2 separate regions of the Homo sapiens genome follow, and region 2 is linked to region 1. A link is a contact called in ENCODE Hi-C or POLR2A ChIA-PET data. All regions are on one chromosome and are shown on one strand. The core of a region is the stretch at or near the end of the contact, and the rest is flanking DNA. Distances in the headings are between cores, read along the strand shown.

The links. Hi-C counts contacts between places; a loop is a spot of excess contacts on that map. ChIA-PET counts read pairs that join two places held with the same protein, here RNA polymerase II (POLR2A). Pooled maps may share reads with other maps.
Region 2: a map of astrocyte of the cerebellum shows a loop between it and region 1 (5-fold over the local background). The contact joins two enhancer-like sites. A Hi-C loop is called at or near these places in 2 of 168 maps with a recorded cell type or tissue (HepG2 and astrocyte of the cerebellum), 2 of 37 single-sample maps with no recorded cell type and 13 of 50 pooled maps. POLR2A ChIA-PET finds 5 or more read pairs at or near these places in 2 of 52 experiments (GM12878 and activated T-cell).

The regions. Positions count from the first base shown.
Region 1 is chr15:101,022,791-101,029,027 of GRCh38, forward strand. LRRK1 (leucine rich repeat kinase 1) reads left to right here. Exons shown (of 34, transcript NM_024652.6): 16 at 2,013-2,177; 17 at 3,175-3,347; 18 at 4,471-4,591; 19 at 4,848-5,007; 20 at 6,166-6,237. Among named protein-coding and RNA genes, the nearest start is that of LRRK1, 110 kb to the left of the region's middle. RefSeq lists enhancers at 4,318-5,517, 5,962-6,237. Within about 2 kb of position 1,406, at least 10 of the 41 ENCODE cell types and tissues checked have a DNase peak (open chromatin) inside an H3K27ac peak, as active enhancers do.
Region 2 is chr15:101,123,550-101,131,260 of GRCh38, forward strand. All of the region lies in intron 1 of LRRK1-AS1 (LRRK1 antisense RNA 1), which reads right to left. Among named protein-coding and RNA genes, the nearest start is that of LRRK1-AS1, 24 kb to the right of the region's middle. RefSeq lists silencers at 3,307-3,356, 7,698-7,711 and enhancers at 3,647-3,696, 3,987-4,096, 4,307-4,476. Within about 2 kb of position 4,187, at least 37 of the 41 ENCODE cell types and tissues checked have a DNase peak (open chromatin) inside an H3K27ac peak, as active enhancers do.

The DNA of each region.
Region 1 (6,237 bases), core at 156-2,655:
TGATGTTTTCTTTTTCTTTACTTTTCTTTTTTTTTTTTCTTGAGACAGGGTTTCACTGTGTCTCTCAGGCTGGATGCATCCTCAACCTCCCCAGCTTAAATGATCCACCTGCCCTGTATGTTTCTGTTATAGTTACTTGAGGCTCTGGGACAGTGGTTCTTAACCCCGGCTGTCTGTTAGATTCCCTTGAGGGGCTTTTAAAGATAGCAATTCCCAGGCCTCACCTCACTGCTCTCTGACCCCAAGGATTCAAGTTCAAGTGGTCTGGGATAAGGCACCCCCAGGGCTGAGAGCTAACCACTGTTGCAGGCAGTGAAACACACCAGCATCTGCCCCCTGATGAGGAGGCTAAAAGCACTCTGGGACTTAACACCCTGCCGTCCCTGACACCTGCTTTCACCCCAGGTTCTGAAAAGTCCTGTTTCTAAGCCCTACTTAAAATGAATCCATCACTGCTTGAACCCGGGAGGTGGAGGTTGCAGTGAGCCGAGATCATGCCACTGCACTCCAGCCTGGCGACAGAGCAAGACTCCATTCAAAAAAAATTTTTTGAGTCCATCCATAAACTTCTTAATCATCTTGCTTTCCATTCAGTGCCAGGCAAATGGAAATGAACATTTTCCTGTTCATGTAACAGAGAAAAGAGCCATGGACTGTTGGTGGGAACTCCATCCCTGGAATAGAGCAGGGGCAGTTAGCCCTTTCTCTGAGCTCGGGGAACGAACACACATAGATAAGGCCATCCTCATCAACTGTATTTGGATTTCTGCCACCCTGTGATTCCTCGGGATCCAAGGGGCAAGAGGCTGCTTCACTGTGGAAAACTGAGGAGGCTTGAGATCCAGATGGTCCATGATTTTCCCCCAAAGCTCCCACGCACAGTGCCAACCAAACACTGCAGCTTCTTCCACACACAACCACTTTCCAAACCTGCTTTGAAAAAGTAGGCATTGAAGCTGTGCATCTGTTCTAACACGAACTTGGAAGCTGGTCCTCCAAGGGGTGAAGCGCTGCCTGTTGGGGCCAGAACAATCAAACACGACAATCAACGCTAGGCCAATCCTAGAACATTCCAGGAGCAAATCTAGCTGACTCGAGTCTGAAGGTTCTCTCCAGGAACCAGAATCCTCTGCATTCTCTCCAGCTTTGCCTTTTTCTTAACAGTTATGCAATCTCATTTCTTCTCTTAGCTTCCTCTAGCTGAGGCCTGAGGGGTGAATTCGTGCTTCTATTTTTCCTGACCTTCACCCCCACTTCCTTTCTGCGATGATTAAAACCCCCTACCCTTTAGTGGAAGGACAATCCTGTGAAGGCTGAGCCCGCCGCTCTCTCTGTGGCCGGCCTCAGCCAGTTGAGAACAGCTGTTTTCATCTTTATACAAAACCAGGTCAGCACACTGTGTCTTGGAGGCTGATGCTGCCTCACAGAGATGACTCCTTTCTGTAGAAAACTGCAGCCTTAGCATCCAGGGCCAGACTCTTACCTCATGCAATGATAGAGAAACCACCGTTTACACAGCCGTTCCCGGCAGCCCAACAGCTCATCTTTTGTTTGATTCCCACAGGGTGGGAGGGAGTTTCCCAGCATCCTTGGTGGGCGCCACCCTCTGAGCCCCACAAGTTCAGAGGCCCATCTCCTCCTCTTGCCCTGGCACACAGGGAGGCTGAACCCCAGTGCAAGCCGTGACATCAGAGCACAGCTTCCTCCCACAGGGCATCCCCTACCCATCTGCAGCCCAGACAGAGCCAGGCCCTCTGAAGTCTGTCCAGGGCCTGGTCTCTGCTCTGCTAGGAGTAGACAGAAGTCCCAGAAGCCCACCCCCATGCCACCGGGCCCCTGTCCCTCGCCCAGATAACTGTTTCCTAAGAAACAATAGAGTGTCCAGAACTTTTCCACGGTTGTTTTTTCAGACCCCCGAGTCCAGCCTCCAGAGTTATCCGTTGTCTCCGTTTGATTGACTGAAGCCTTTGTCTCTAAAATGCCTCCCTGTCGCTGCCTTGTTGCTCAAGTAGGTTGAGTCCGTGGAGTTCAACGTCTGGGACATCGGGGGACCGGCCAGCATGGCCACTGTCAACCAGTGCTTCTTCACGGACAAGGCCCTGTACGTGGTGGTCTGGAACCTGGCGCTGGGGGAGGAGGCCGTGGCCAACCTCCAGTTCTGGCTGCTCAACATCGAGGTGAGGACACCAGACGCCAGCCCTGCCATTTCAGTGCCCAGAGCTTTGCAGGTCCCACCGCTTCCCTCAAGCATCCCCTGTACTGAGAAAAAAAGGGGGTTATGTTGCCACAGAGGGCCCCAGAACCGTGGTCCTGCTTGCTTTTCACAGTGAGGCACTTGAAACCTTCCTCTGCTGAGGGCTGGTGATGTAATTTCCCCGCTTCCCTTAAATTTAGGAACCCCCACCCTTGGATCCAAAAGCAGAGCAGGGTTCCCTTCCTGTTATAAAGATGTCCTTGTCTCCCTGCCTCTGATGGCTGCTGTCATGTCTGAAGGGTCAGAAATCCCTCCCCACAAGTCCAACTCAGCACCCTCCGTGGAGGAGGTCACAGAACACCATAGACACCCCTCAATGCAACAGTCCCTCAGGTTCACGGAGAATGAGGAGCACAGGTGCTGCCTGGGCTGACATCCTGTAGCGCAGTCTGTTTTGCATTACTAGAAAGGAATGAGACTGGGTAATTTATGAAGAAAAGAGGTTCATTTGGCTCACAATTCCGCAGACTATACAAGCATGGCTTCAGCATCTGTTGGCTTTTGGTTAGGCCTCAGGAAGCTTTTAGTCATGGCAGAAGGGAAGGGGAGCCAGCATGTCACATAGTGAGAGAGGGAGCAGGAGAGACAGGAAGAGGAGCCAGCCTCCTTTCCACAATCAGCTCCTCTGTGAACTGACATAGGGTGAACGCACCCATTACTGCAGGAAGGTGCCAAGCCATTCATGAGGGATCTGGCCCCATGACCCAACCTCCCGTCAGGCCTCACCTCCAACACTGGGGATCACATTTCAACATAAGATTTGGAGGAGGCAAACATCCAAACCGTCTCAAGGCTGCAGATTGGTGGCTGAGCAAGGGCCGTGGCATCCAGGGTCAGCGCACCTGCACAGCTGGGAGCTCTGTCCTGTCCCTTGTTCCATGAACAGAGACAGTACTCAGCCGTGGGGTTCTCTGTTGCAGGCCAAGGCCCCAAACGCCGTGGTGCTGGTGGTCGGGACGCACCTGGATTTAATTGAAGCCAAGTTCCGTGTGGAAAGGATTGCAACGCTGCGTGCCTATGTGCTGGCACTCTGCCGCTCCCCCTCCGGCTCCAGGGCCACAGGCTTCCCAGACATCACCTTCAAACACTTACAGTGAGTGCCCAGCCTCGGGCAGCTCCTGCCTTCTTGTGGGTGCCAGTCGCTGATCTTTCCTGGGATCAGCTTGCAGAGAGCTCCTGAGTCTGGGTGGGGCTAGGCCCCTTTCCTGGCCAAGGGTGGCCATCCACAGAGCTGACCCAGCCTTGGGGAGGGTGAAGACCTACCAGACGGCTGGCTGGTTGAGGCCTGGAGGTGCCCCTCTTTGCTTCCTTTCTGCCCCATCCCCGCCCCAAGGGCCAGTGCTGAAAATGCATGGTGCCTATTGAACCAGGAGACTGAACGTGGGCACCACCCAACCAATTGCTGCCCATCTCATTTGTTGATCACTGATCAAGGACAGACCCTGGGGAGGGAGGGCCAGTCCTTCCATTGGGTCTGAGTGGTCCTGATAGCAGCCTTTGAGTCACAGAGGGCCAAGAGTTTGGAGGGGCTTTCAGTTAGGCATCACGACGTGTCCATACAGATAAGTCCAATTGCCCTGGGCTGACTGCCTGTCACTGGACTTTCACAACAGCCCTGCAGGTTGTGGGGATTGTTTGCCACTTTGTAGGTGAAGAAGATGAGGTTCAGCAAATTAAGTGTGCCCTAATGGGAGTAAAATACACTGCATATTGCATTATCTGCACTGATGGCTCTCAGATTCCCTCGCCCGGGGCAGAGCGCCACGGGTATTGGTGCATGGGTCAGCCTGGGACACATTGGCCTGGCTCGGAATACAGGATGAGGCTGTCAGGAATTCCTGCTTTGCCCTTGAGAAAGTCCCATGGGGTCTGTGATAAGAGGAGTCCTGGCTCTGGGTCAGAACCCAAGTCCAGCCTGTGTGAGCCTGTGCCTGCCCAGCCTGTACCCTTGGGGGTCTCGGTGTACCTCTGCACCTCACTTTCCTCCTCCGTGAAGTGCCATGTTTAGTCTGGGAAGACAGACTAAAGCGACACAGTGTGGGGCACCCAGCACAGTGATTTGCACAAAGCAAGGCCTCAATAAACTTCTTGTGTTGTCTTTCACGAGTTCTCCAGACTTGCCAGCGTTCAGGACAAACCTCTCAGGGAAACAGAGAAGCAGCAGCGCTTCCTCGGAGTGGGGCATGATGAGTAAAGACGGGTCTTTTTGCTCACAGTGAGATTTCCTGCAAGAGCCTGGAAGGTCAGGAAGGGCTGCGACAGCTGATTTTCCACGTCACGTGCAGCATGAAGGACGTGGGCAGCACCATCGGCTGCCAGCGACTGGCAGGGCGGCTGGTGGGTACCTTGCTGGTCCAGTTTAAACCAGTCTGCCTGCTTCCCATTGTTGGGGGTCCTCACTTCCCCCTCTCTCCTGTGAAGCCCATGTCTGTGTGGCAAGGCTCGGTGGTTCCTGGTGAGGGAGGGTCAGGATGGAAGATAGTGGGTGGAAACGTCCCACCCCCTCAGGCCACAGGGGCCGGGCAGGATCTGCCCAAGCTGGCAGGTGTGCCTTGGGACCTGAGAGACCCTGCCTCGCCCAACTGTCCCCCAGATCCCCAGGAGCTACCTGAGCCTGCAGGAGGCCGTGCTGGCAGAGCAGCAGCGCCGCAGCCGGGACGACGACGTGCAGTACCTGACGGACAGGCAGCTGGAGCAGCTGGTGGAGCAGACGCCCGACAACGACATCAAGGACTACGAGGACCTGCAGTCAGGTGGGTGGGGCTGGGGTAGGTGGCAGGGTGCCCGTGAGAAATGGAACTGTCTGTACTTGCTAACTTCAGCTTGGCCTCAGTAATGAATGAGAGACCGACACCCAGCCTGCGTTTCTGCCTTCCATCCCCCTCCCCTTCCTTCTTCCCTCTCACCCTTCTTTCCTTGGAGGGAGAGAACACAAACAGCTACTCTACACCAGCATTGTGTTTGCCACGAGGACAGACATACAAGCTGATGGACTGGCGCCTGCCCTCCGGGGCTGATATTCAGTCAGGGAGACAGAGGTCAAACAGTTACAATCGATTCTCATTAGCCACAGGACTTAACGTTCTGTAAAGTCACCGCGATCACTGAAATAGCAAATACGGAACCAGTGCTCCTAGGAGAGACGCAGCGTTGGGCTCCTGCGAGCCTCTGGTCACCACATACTCACCAGCCCGTCAGTACAGAACCTTGTTTTATGTGTGTTGCTGCGTAAAGATGCCATACTTAATATATGTTGTTGATTTGTTGGCATTGAACTCACGGCTGACAGCACTATTGCTCATTCATGAACAAAGCTTATCTAACACACAGGTTTCCTCCATAAGGCACATCGCAGCCTTCTCACGCTTAGGGAACTACACAGCGTTTCAGCACTTCACTAGGGACCATTTTGAACAGTGAAAGCGTCAACAAAAAGCACAAAAATTCAAAAAACGTGGCACTGACATAGACCACTAAGCAGGCAGCTGTTTTCAGCATGAGAGCTGAGAGAGTTGTCCTGTTCAGCCTCCGCTGGCAACGTGCACATTGGTCAATGCAAATTTTTCACCACTCAGCACATGTCTGCAAATAACCGCAGGAGTGCTGATTTGGAGGTTGCAGATCAATCTTAGCAAGAAGGTGAATTTGCAAAGGCAAAATCCACAAATAATGAGGATCAAGTGTAGTTACCCAGGCGGCCATCAGCCTAGGACTTTGGCAAGAGTTACCAGGGGCCACCAGGGCACCTGTGATCAGGCTGCCAGCCCACCTGAAGGGTCCAGCATGTGGGACATGTTGGTTTCTTCTCAGGAATAATTTGTGACCTGGGTCCTCTTGGAAAGAGGGCCACCCCAGAGTCCCTTTCGCTCCTTTGTCTAACTGCTGCTTCCTCCTCTCCTTGCCTGGGGCAGCCATCAGCTTCCTCATAGAAACCGGCACCCTGCTCCATTTCCCGGACACCAGCCACGGCCTGAGGAACCTCT
Region 2 (7,711 bases), core at 2,937-5,436, 100 kb after region 1:
GACTATCCAGGAAAATTCTCCTGTTCTTAGGAAACACTCTGGCATGTTCAGAGATTGCAGTGAATTAAAATGTCAGAGATTCTTTGCAGATTCCTTCCATCTTCTCCCATCAAGAGGCACAGGCTAGTTCCCCACCCCTCTAATCTGGCCAAGCCTTGCAACTTGCTGTGACTCATAAAGAGTGGCACAAGAGACACCATGTGACTCCAAATAAGGCCTTAAGGGGCCTTCCATCTTCGCTTTTGTCCCTCTGGAACTCCGGTCCCTGTGAGAAGCCCGAGCCAGCCTGCCGGAGGGGCACATGGAGGAGAACCAAGGCCCCCAGGCCAACTGCCCCAGCTAAGTGCTGGGGACGTGAGGAGGACAGTTGGGACCCGTCACAAAGTTTAGAGTGATTTTTAGGAAGGAATGTCAAACTGTAACAAGAGGGAAGAACAAAGGCCTGCCACTTAAATTTTTGAAAATAAGAAGTTGAGGGAAAACAGAAATAAAACTTCAAGTAGCTACATCTATGGTCAATTGATTTGCAAGAAGTGTGTCAAGATAAGTTGATGGGGAAAGAATCATCTTTTCAAAAAATGGTGCTGAAACAAAAGGATGGATTTGGACTACTGTCTCACACGACATTAAAAAATTTACTCAAAATGGATCAAAGACTTAAATGTAAGAGCTAAAACTTAAAAACATCTCAGAAGCAAACAGACGTCAATCTCCTTGACCTTGGATTAGGCAATGGTTTCTTTAGATTAGATACCATCAGCAACAAAAGAAAGCAAACCACCAAGAAAGTGAAAGAACGATACAAATAATGAGACAAAATACTTGGAAATAATGTATCTGATGAAGACTTCCTTCTAGGATGTATAAAGAATTCTTAAAACTCAGTAATAAAAAGACAAAATAACCCAATTCAAAAATGACTGAAGGAATTGAATAGACATTTCTCCAAAGAAGACATACAAAAATGGCCAATAATCACATCAAAAGTCATTGGAAAGGCAAATCAAAACCACAGAGGCTGGGTGCAGTGATTCATGCCTGTAATCCCAGCACTTTGGGAGGCCAAGGCGGGCAGATCACTTGAGGTCAGGAGTTCGAGACCAGCCTGGCCAACATGGCGAGAGCCCATCTCTACAAAAAAATACAAAAAAATTAGTTGAATGTGGTGGCAGGTGCCTGTAGTCCAAGCTACTCAGGAGGTTGAGGCAGGAGAATCGCTTGAACCTGGGAGTGGGGGGATTGCAATGAGCCAAGATTGCACCACTGCACACCAGCCTGGGTGACAGAGCAGAACTCTGTCTCTGGGAAAAAAAAAAAAAAAAAAAGGAACCGCAGTGAGAGACCATTTCACACCTACTAGAATGACTCTAATTTTTAAAGGGCAGCTAAGCGTTAGTGAGGATGTGGAGAAATTGCTGGGACTGGATATACACTCACAAAAGGACGAATCCCTTGGCGGTTGTTCAAAACGTTAAACATAGTTTCCACATGACCAGCAATTCCACTCGTAGGTCTATGCCCAGGAAAAATGAAAACCTCCATTCACACAAAATCTTCTACATGAATCTTCATGGGAGCATGATTCACAATGGCCAAAAGGTGACAATAACCCAAATGCCTAGCAGCTGACGAATGGAGAAGAAAATCTGGTATAGCCATACAAGGGAATATGATTCAGGAAGGAAAGCAAAAGGAAGGGAATTCTGACATGCTACAATATGGAAGAACCTTGAAAACATTACGCTAAGGGAAAGAAACCAAATGCAGAAGTCACCTATTATATGATTTCACTTCTATTAAATTCTGAGAATAGGCAAATCCATGAAGACATAGACTAGTGGCTGCCCAGGGCTGAGGGAAGTGAAGAGTGACTGCTCGTGGTATGGGGTTTATTTTTCAGGTGACAAAGATATTCTAGAATTAGATAGCAGTGAAAGCTGTACAACCTTGTGAGTACGGTTAAAGGAAAAAGAAAAAGCAAACACTGAATTGTATACTTTAAAACAGTGAATTTTATGGTATATCAATTATATTTCAGTAAATGAGACAAAACATCTGCAAAAGATAAAACTTGGGCAACTACTATATTTTCTCTAATATTTAATTTTCTTGATTTGTTCCTTAGTTTTAAATTAATAATTTAAAAAGAACATGTTTCCAATTTTAAATATATCATTCCAATGTAGTAAAATATTTCATATATGAACTAAAATGTCCCCTCACCTTGCAGTTTGTGCTCTTGTACTGTTTTTTGGGGTTGTTAGTTTGTTTTTGAGACTGAGTCTCACACTGTCACCCAGGCTGGAGTGCAGTGGCGCGATCTCGGCTCACTGCAACCTCTGCCTCCTGAGTTCAAGGGATTCTCCTGCCTCAGACTCCCGAGTAGCTGGGATTACAGGCGGCTGCCACCACGCCCAGCTAATTTTTTGTATTTTTAGTAGAGACAGGGTTTCACCATGTTGGTCTGGCTGGTCTTGAACTCCTGACCTTGTGATCCGCCCACTTCGGCCTTCCAAAGTGCTGGGATTACCGGCAGGCATGAGCCACCGCTCCTGGCCTCTTATACTGTTTTAAATGTTAAACACAAACAAGACTTCAATGGTCACACAGAATACAGAATTGAAGTAACTTAAGTTCCGAATCTTCCTCTTTCCGATCACTGTGCTATTGTTGCTTCGTCAAATCTGCTGTTTAAATGTAGGAATTCACAGCACCCTGGGGCACTGGAGACGTGAATGATGTCCAAAGTGGCTTCAGACGGCTCACAACTTACTTTTGAAAAGCACATTTCTGGACCGACTTTATACCTGGGAGTTCTGAAATTAACTTTCACTTGGAATACAAAGCTTATCAAAGGATAATAAATAAAATCATGTTGATTTGAAGTATATATATATATACATAAACCCTCACAATTGTTTAGAATTTAGATCAACAAAATATTTTCCCTGGCAGGAGTATTTAATCATGCCTGGTAATTAGAAAAACAAACAACAGCAACAAAAACACCAGTCGTCTGACTTAGTAGATTTTATTATTGTGACTTCAGTGACAGTGTGTCACCTCGCTGCCTGAACCCAGGCCCACAGCTCCCACTACCCCGCCCTCACTTTCTATTTCCCTAGCGCTTTGAAGATTCCATTTTACCCACCGCAGGAGAACATTATGAGGCTAGGTAATATAATCCCCATTTGACAGATGAGAAAGCAGGGGGCCCAGAGAGGCTTATCCAAGGGCCAGCAGGAGGGGACAGAGCCTAGAAGCTGGTTCTGCAGGGCTCAGCTCCCACTTCTCAGGGCACAGTCCCGACTAGCCCCTCTTATTAGTGACCGTGGGTGGGTCTACTCCCCACAGTTCCGGCTGCCAGACTTACCCAGGCTGTGCCTCATCCTCGCAGTACCTACCTGCTCTCAGCTTGGAAAGAACCTGGAAATTCATTCACACCCAGGTTCTGAGGGCTGCTAACAGGCTTCTTTCCCAAGAGGTAATTGCCTTTATCAAAGAGGGTGCTCTTTAATGAGCTGAAAGAATGCCTCTGCAAGTCGGGCCTCCTCCCTAGGCTGCTGGGATCACTGGTACACATCTGTTCTCCCCCATCTCACCTCAGGAGTAGTTTGCTCCCCAGGGAGGAGCCCTGCCTGAGAGTAAATCCAAAGAGACGTCCCACAGTTAACTCAGCCTCAAAAGCATTTGGAGTTGCAAACTAAATGACATAGTCTCATGACTTGTGTCTGATTCTGTGGATCTAAGAAAATCCAGTTTCTCCCTAACTAACGCCAGCATCCTACAGCCTAGCCTCTGCCTGGTGAACACAGACAGCCTTGCCGGGGCCTGGCAGAAGGAGTGCTAAGAGGACAGGGCCTCACAGACCCTAGAAGTGGGTCTCACCCTTCTCAGCTCACTCAGATGCTTTGTCTCCAGAGTTCTCAGATTTACAAAGCTTAATGAGTGCCAATTTACTCATTATTGTCCTCCCAGGCCTCACAACGCATTAAAATCCTTCTGCACAGACAGATTAGGAGACAAGCCTAAGGAAAACGTACATCTGCTTTAAAAAAAAAAAAATGCAGTTTCAGGTTCCACTTTACATCAGCCAGGGTTTAGTTACAGGAAACAGAAACCACTCTAACAATTTTAAGCAAAAAGGGGTTTAGACAGGAAATTAGGGGCTTACCGTTTTATTGAGAGGCATGGGCCAGGCCTATTGGCGTGGTGCCCGGAAAAAGGCCTGGGGACCAGCCGGCTGGGCTCTGCTAGCCTGACTCCACTCAGCCAGGTGGGGGTCGGGAGGCTCCCAGTGCTGTACCATACCTGCCTCTTGACCCCACAAAGGGACTGAATGGACCCTGGAACGCTGCCACAGGAAAAACAACCACCACAACTTTGCTCGCCAGCAGAAACGGCCAAAAGCAGCAGGAGGAGAGTCTTGGCCTCTGAATCATAGTGGTGTGCGAAGAATTGGCAGGACTATGGATGTGCTGGAGCTGGCTCAGCCTAGTGACAGCCAACGGTGCACGGCAATTCCAATTCCAGGTCCAGGGACACCAGGGGATAGCAAGATTGAAATTGACCACAGTGGATATATTTACACCATGGAAATCAGCAAGCACTAACAGCCGGGTTGCTTTTGTTTTGTGTTGTTTTTTTGTTTTTTTTTGAGAGCTGGTTGTTAAACATTGACCACCGGGCATAACCCATTTCACATTTAGAACTCTAGCGGCAAGGGAAGCGGGAAAAGCAGTGGCTCACCTTCCAGCCTTTGAAGGAACAGCGAGGAGAGCACACAGAATGCTAGCTGCCAAGCCGTCCTCCATGACACACACTCCTAGGAATGTACCCTGCAGTAAATTTGCACATGTGTGAGGGATGAATGGCTGCTGATGCTGCACTTTGCTAGTAATTACGTGGAAGCAACATTTCTTAACGCAATTGCTCTTGAGCATATGTGAAGTTTATTAACCCTGGAGCTAGGGAATTGGCAAGGGGACAGAAGAGTGGGTTGGTTCAAAGATGGCTTGGAAATTGTTGATTTGTATCTACAGGGGGGAAAGAATGCTTGCATAAGCAGCTAATTAAGAAGAGGCAGCTAATAAGGTCAAGCTTACAGTTTCATTTAACATGATCGTTAAAACGTCATTTCCCTATCGGCTGGAACAAGCGAGGTTTGAGGCACAGTAATCTTGGGGGTGATTTCTAGAGAGGCCAACCTTTCATCCGAAATAATAAGAAACACATCCAAGGTGCACTTCATCTGTGGCTCTTAATTAGACAAAGCTACACGGTTTTGTGCCCCAGCTGAGCTGGACGAGAGCCCGTCAGCTCCAAGGCAGCAAGCATTGTCAAGCAGAGGTCACAGCAAAGCGCCAGGCAAGCAGGGTCTGCACTGGCCTCTGGGCTGCTCAAGCTTCTGGTTCTAAGGGACTGAATGTGCAGGTCGCCCAGCCCTCCGTATTGTTTTTATTTGACAATAGCCAAATATGGCAACAAGTTGCTATGCACTGAATTGTGTCCTCTCTAAATCCATATGTTGAAGCCTGAATCCTGCAGTGTGACAGTATTTGCAGATAGGGCTATTAGGAGGCAATCAGGGTTAGATGAGATCAGAAGGAGGTGGCCCTGATTCTCTAGGGCTGGTTTCCTCTTAAAAACAGGGAGAGATGCTGGGTGCAGTGGCTTGCACCTGTAATCCCAGCACTTTGGGAGGCCTAGGTGGGCAGATCACAAGGTCAAGAGATCGAGACCATCCTGGCCAACATGGTGAAACCCCATCTCTACTAACAAAAATTAGCTGGGTGTGGTGGCACATGCCTGTAATCCCAGCTACTTGGGAGGCTGAGGCAGGAGAATCGCTTGAACCTGGGAGGCAGAGGTCGCAGTGAGCCAAGATCGCACCACTGTACTCCAGCCTGGTGACAGAGCCAGACTCTGTTTCAAAAAAAAAAAAAAAAATAGGGAGAGACACCAGAGTGTTCCCTCTCTGCCTTTGAGGCTACAGCAAGAAGGCAGCCACCTATGAGCCAGGAAGAGAGCTCTCACCAGGAAACAGCTCTGATGGCACCTTGATCTTGGACTTCCAGCCTCCAGAACTGTGAGAAAATCAATGTCTGTTGTTTAAGCACCCCAGTTGGTGATATCTGTTAACAGCAGCCGGAGCTGACTAGCATACAAGCTAAATGTCCATTCATAGGGAACTGGTTGGAGTAAAGAGACAAGTCACAGAATGGAAGAAAATTTTGTAAATAATATATCTGATATGGGATTAATATCCAGGATATATGGAGAACTCCTGAAACTCAACAACAACAACAAACAACAAAACCCAATTTGAAAATGGGCAAAGGATTGAATAGATGTTTCCCCAAAGAAGATGGCCAACAAACACAGGAAAAGATGTTTAACTCACTAATCATTAGGGAAATGCAAATCAAAACTACGAGATACCACTGCTTACCCATTATGAGGGCTACTATTTAAAAAAAAAAACAGACAATAGCAAGTGTTGGCAAGGATGTGAAGAAATTGGAATTCTTGTGATGCTGGGAATGTAAGATGTTGCCGCTGTGTGGAAAATAGTACAGCAGTTCCTCAGAAAGTTAAAAATTGAATTACAATATGATCTAACAGTTTCACTTCTGGGTCTGTAGCCGAAAGAACGGAAAGCAGCATCTCAAAGAGAAATTTGTACACCAATGTTCATAGAAATGTTATTCACAACAGCTAAAATGTGGAAGCAAGCTGAGCATGCATGGATGAATGAATGGATAAAGAACATGGTAAATACAGACAATGAATATTACTCAGCCTTCAAAAGGAACAAAAGTCTGAGACACATTGCAGGAGGCATGAACCTTGAAGACATAATGCCGAGTGAAATAAGAAAGGACTGTGTGATTCCACTTGGATGAGATAACTGGAGGAGTCAAAATCATAGAGACAGAAGGAACAGTGGTTGCCAGGGGCTGGGCAAGGGAAGAGCGGTATGGGGAGTTAGTATTTAATGTGCACAGAGTTTTGATTTTATAGGATGAGAGTTCTGTGGAGGGGCTGGGCAAGGGAAGAGCGGCATGGGGAGTTAGTATTTAATGCGTACAGAGTTTTGATTTTATAGGATGAGAGTTCTGTGGAGGGGCTGGGCAAGGGAAGAGCGGCATGGGGAGTTAGTATTTAATGTGCACAGAGTTTTGATTTCATAGGATGAGAGTTCTGTGGAGGGGCTGGGCAAGGGAAGAGCGGCATGGGGAGTTAGTATTTAATGCGCACAGAGTTTTGATTTCATAGGATGAGAGTTCTGTGGAGGGGCTGGGCAAGGGAAGAGCGGCATGGGGAGTTAGTATTTAATGCGTACAGAGTTTTGATTTTATAGGATGAGAGTTCTGTGGAGGGGCTGGGCAAGGGAAGAGCGGCATGGGGAGTTAGTATTTAATGCGTACAGAGTTTTGATTTCATAGGATGAGAGTTCTGTGGAGGGGCTGGGCAAGGGAAGAGCGGCATGGGGAGTTAGTATTTAATGCGCACAGAGTTTTGATTTCATAGGATGAGAGTTCTGTGGATGAATAGTGGTGATGGTTGCACAACAGTGGGAATGTACTTAATATCACTGAACTGCACACCTAAAAAGGGTTGATATGTGATATGGTTTGGACTTGTGTCCCCGCCCAAATCTCATGTCAAATTGTAATCCCCAGTGTTTGAGGAGGGACCTGGTGGAAGG